Regions from separate parts of the Homo sapiens genome. Here region 2 is linked to region 1. The links are chromatin loops, found by intact Hi-C in ENCODE. Cell type or tissue: heart left ventricle. All regions are shown on one strand.

Region 1 (2,500 bases):
TTGAATGTAACTTATGACAAGGGACATGGGAATAGATACCCCCAATCGTCCCAGCGGTGTGTGTTCCCACCCCAGCTTCCCAGCGCCCCAACTCCCTGCTTCTGGGACGTTTAGTCATGTTTTCTCCACTGGAGATGCCTCCATAGGGCGTAGCAGTTCCTGGAGCACAGTGGACACTGGGTGGGAGACAGGTGATTTAACTGGCCTTCCTTGGGCACCAGTGAACAGATGTTGTTGCTAGTCAGTTATGGCCCCTTCTCACGGAGTCCGGGTTCAGGTTCTGCCCCTCATTTCTCAGACAGCGTCCCAGGCCACCTCCACCCATGCCGGACTTTATGCCTTCCTTGACCGGGAGGGCCACTTATCCTTGTTCAGGTCCAAAGCTGCGAGTTTTGGTTTTGTTGTTGTTGTTGTTATTGTTGTGTTTAGAGACTTGGTCTGGCTCTGTCACCCAGGCTGGAGTGCAGTGGTGTGATTACAGCTCAATGCGGCCTCGAACTTCTAGGATCAAAAGAGATCCTCCCACCTCAGCCTCCCGAGTAGCTGGGACTACAGTAGTGTGCCACCATGCCTGGTAATTTTTTAAATTTTTTGTAGAGATAGGGTCTCACTCTTTTGTCCAGTCTGGTCTTGAACTCCTGGCCTCAAGCTATCTTCCCACTTCGGCCTCCCAAAGTGCTGGGATTATAGGCATGAGCCACCGCACCTGGCCTAAAACTGCATTGTGCATATAGCCGTGGAAGTGCTGAATTGTATTGTTATCGGGTACTTTAATAGTGATACATTCAACCGGCTGTGTGGCCTTGGGAGAGTCATTTCAACATGATGAAGGTCCAAGCCCAGGAGATGATCAGAGAATCATCCCGAGTCTCCTGCAGCCCTGGAGCATCTTCTGGTAGCAAATAATCTAAACAGGTATCTTAATAGGTGAGCGGCACGTCTCGAAGAAAAAAATCTCTCCACACAAATGGTAAAGGTCTTGAAGGAGCACCAGATCTGTAGCGTGTGCAGCACCACACTTTTCATATATGATGTGATTAGTGTAAATAAGTAGTTGATTTTGCTTCATAAGTCAAATGATGATTCTTTTACAAATAGCCGTTTGAATAATTCTTTACACCTGCTACTTAGCCATAGTTTTGCTGGAAGGATTGAGTTTTCTTCTGAAGACACAGCACTACTCTGAAGCTTATTTCCCCCTGAATTTTGTTTTTCCCATTTTTGGCTGAGAAGGCATCTGGAGTGACTCCAGCGGGTTTACCTAGGTTTTCCCTGAAGAGGTTTAGGTGATTAGACAATAACAGAAGGAAAAGTAGAGTTGCCAGTAGGTGGCTCACTATGAATGTGCTTGGGACGGGATCAGACATGTCACCCCTCCTCCACTTAGCCTTTGTTTTCAATCCCTGCTGCTTTGAGCCTTTTTCTATAATGTCTGAGTCATTTGCAGCGGGGTGGGTAAAGAGGGGAGAAAGAAGAAAGCAAGCAAGCAACAGCCTTTGAGCTCCGGAATAGCAAAGGCCCCCATCTTGCTCCGAGAGTTCACAGAGTATAGCCCAGTCCGAGTTCTCTTTTCCACGCACACTTGCTTGTTCTTTTGTTCCTTGTGTCCTTGGCAAAGACTGAAAGAACTAAGCCTGGAATACTTGGGCCCTCCCGTGTCACTTAAGAAATAATAAGCCATTGTCCTCATTAAGCCACCCTTGTTTTAGCAAATAGAATCCAGATACCGGAGAGGGAACATTTTGAAGGGAGGCAGAATTAGAGTAGAGATGCTTTACAAAATTCCCTAGAGAAACTGCTTTGTTTCTCCTATTTTATTGCTCCTTACTGAGAAGATTCATATTCAAATGGGTTGGGGTTGTGAATAGCGGCTTGCACATTCTCATGCACCCAGGAAGGCTATGATTATGGCTAATTACAATGAAGAATGAAGCTCTAACAAGAGTGTTCCATCAGATTGTCATTCATGCATGAAGTAACTTAGGCTGGCCAATGGAGGTGTGATTTTGGTAATTACAAACAATGTGGCTATTTGAAAAATGCTTAGTAAATCTGTTCAAGACAAAATAAGGTCTAATTAATCACTTTAGCTCTGAATTCTCCAGATGATCCATTTGCTCTGTTTTTTTTTTTTTAATTTAAGGTCTCTTTAATAAACTAGATCTAAGATATAAAATATGTTCTCGTTGCCCACACTTAAATGCAACTGTGTTACCTGTTTCAAAGGCTTCTTAATTCTGCCAATCATGTTGCAACCTGCTTTTAATGCAACTTGACAGAAGGCTTTTAAAAATAAATGTGTGTATATTCTTGTTGTTACCTGACAAGAAAATGGTTTATGAAAAGTTACTGTAAAACATTAACTATTAATTTAGAAGCCATATTGGTATCATCATTGTGCTGACATATATTAACTCTTGAATATTCGGTGAATGTTGTGTTTAGCACTTAAGTAATGTCTAACTATATGTATTAGTTTGTTTTCACACTGCTATAAAGA
Region 2 (2,500 bases), 310 kb after region 1:
CAGGACGAGAGGTGCGGGTTGGGAATAGCCATGGAGCTGGACGTGTGGTACTGACCAGGGATGGGGGAATTGTTGTTGCGGGTGTGGAACTGGCCCCACTTCACACGGCTGCGTGCTGTGCTCCTACGGCAGCCAGGCTGTAGAGCAGGAATTCTCATGTGACCACTGGTTTGGTTATCCCAGATTAGGAATTAGCAGGAGGAGTGTGGCAAAGGCCATGTCTAGAATGTGCTAGGAGGAGCTGGCCAGACGGCTCAGGAGAGAGAGGCCGCTGGGCAGGCTGGGCGGGGAGGGGCCATACAGACTTGGGGAGCGCCTTCTTCTGCTCTGGTTGCCCAGCCAGCCACAAACTGGGTGGCTTCCACAACACTCGTGTCCTTTCTCACAGTGCTGGAGGCCGGCAGTCCAGGGTCAGGGTGTCAGCAAGATCGGTTTCTCATGGGGCCTCTCTCCTTGGCTTGTGGACGGCCACTTTCTCGCTGTGTCCTCACAGGGTCGTCCCTCCGTCTGTGTGTTGTTGTCTGTGTCCTTATCTCTTTTTATAAGGATTAGAGCCCACCCATGTGACTTCATTTCACCCCAATTACCTCAAAGACACTTCTCCAAATACAGTCACATTTTTCGGAGGAGCTGGAAGTCAGGGCTTCAACATAGGAATTTTAGAGGCTGAAAGGTGACAGTTCAGCCCGTAACCAGAAAAAGGCAGTTGCCCTGCGGGGAAGGGAACTGTTGAGGGGTGAGACTGCTGGAGGAAGAGGAGGCTGTGGCTTAGAGCGGGGAACAAGAGGTCCCCCAAGAGAGATGGGACCTGAGTATGAGTTGAAATGGCCTGTTCCGTGTTGTTCTCACCCTGTAAAATCCCTGAGGGCAGGAATCAGCTTTCTGCATCTCTGGTTGCCTGGCCCACCGTCAGCTCGGAGCATTAAACTATAGGGACTCACCCCTGCTGAACATCAGATTGAGGGTCATGTGCCCGCAATTCTCTCCAGGCACCACTAGAGGGCGAGCCTCCATTTTGAAAACTACCCAGAATCCCCTGCTCCCGCTGGGGTCAGGACCGCCCCTACTCTCTCAAGGACTCACCCTACTCTGTTGTGCCACACAAGCCGCTGCCACAGGGTTCGCCCTGCTTTTATTCTAAATCTTATGGTAGCTTGGAAAGTAGCCTGGCATCTGATAGAAACAGCCCTCAAGTGGTCCAGCTTCCCCCACCTTGCACTGCCGGGCAGTCTCTATTTGCTGTCGATTCCACGCAGTCTATGCATCTGGGTTATTTTCACTTTTCCAAAACCAACTCTCAGCCGATTCACTGATCTTCTACAGGGTTGCTCCAGTTCCTACTTCTTTTATCGCTTAGACCTTTCTTTTTATTCCCTCCTTCATTCTCCCACTCCTTTTCATCTGTAGTCTCTTCTTACCAGTACGAGTCCGTGTTACTTCATTTGTAGCTCCTAATGTCAGCTCATCAAATGAACTATAGTGAAGTAAAAGGATATCGCCTAGTGCTAGGTTATAGCAAAACTCTCAAACAGTTAGACTTGCTTTTCTGCAAAATGTGAGCATGTAGACTTTTGCATCAACTCATAGTAAACTTTAATTTTGTTTTGATGTCTCAAAAGATTTAAAATGCAGGTTCGACCATAATTTTTAAAAGCAAAGTAGAACATGCTGGCTATATTATGAATCCATTCAATGACAAGTAGTATTAGTGACTAAATGATCATTATAATGTAATGTTAGCTGCAGAGAATTTTGAAGAAAGATAAAGAAGCTTGCCACCTAGTAGTCAAGATGAGAAAAGAAAAGAAAAAAAAAATCACAGATCAAAGGGGGAAGTCCCAAGAGAGCATCCCCACATTGCAATAGCCAAGAAGAGCTGGCATTGACTGAGTGCTGACTGGGCACCAGGCTGTGTGTCCACTAAGCCGTTTATCTGCTTTTGCTCACTTATTGTATATCTTTGCCCCTCCGTGAGGCAGGTATGACTGTTCTGCCCATTTTACAGATGAGGAAGCTGAAGCTCAGAGCGGTTAAGCAATTTGCCCATGACCACACAACTATCTGATCTAAAGCATAGGCTCCTATCTACTCCCAATGATGTACCAATCCTAGCACGATTATAGCTCTTCTCAAGTGCAAAAAGTTCAAAATTAATCTAGAGATAAAATAACTTTTCCCCCCAGTTTCTCATGAGAGTAACTAAGCCCTTCCATCAGCTGTGGCCAGCTGGGCAGTGATAAGGTAGTAGATGTATACAGAGGACTGAAAAGAGGAGAAGAAACACAGACAGACTGAAAAACAACTGTCTCCTCCCTGGTGGAGCATGAGCCCATGGGTCGGGACCCTGGACTGCAGCTGGCCCAAGTCGGTAGCACTGCCTGTGGGGACCCCTTCTGAGAGTGTGGAAAAGTCAGCTTTCCCCTGTGAGAGCAGCTGGGTGGGGAGGGGACATTTTCCATCACAGACTCTACCATGGATTTATTTTTATACCAAAATAAAC

The links. Peaks named below come from ENCODE experiments on the same cell type or tissue, not always from the same donor. Only the 100,000 strongest peaks of a DNase experiment are listed, where the experiment ranks them.
Region 2: it touches region 1 in a loop (2.3-fold over the local background); 6 of 110 quality-filtered maps call a loop at or near these places.

What each region holds. Positions count from the first base shown.
Region 1 is chr6:162,855,647-162,858,146 of GRCh38, forward strand. The region is part of intron 2 of PACRG (parkin coregulated); the gene reads left to right. Among named protein-coding and RNA genes, the nearest start is that of PACRG, 130 kb to the left of the region's middle. RefSeq lists enhancers at 152-2,500, 1,045-1,608, 1,211-1,505, 1,609-2,171. In heart left ventricle, a CTCF peak has its summit at 1,324 (motif pointing right); no DNase peak of the experiment used is centred here; H3K4me3 peaks cover 486 bases; H3K27ac peaks cover 545 bases.
Region 2 is chr6:163,169,463-163,171,962 of GRCh38, forward strand. The region is part of intron 4 of PACRG (parkin coregulated); the gene reads left to right. Among named protein-coding and RNA genes, the nearest start is that of PACRG-AS3, 21 kb to the right of the region's middle. In heart left ventricle, a CTCF peak has its summit at 997 (motif pointing right); no DNase peak of the experiment used is centred here.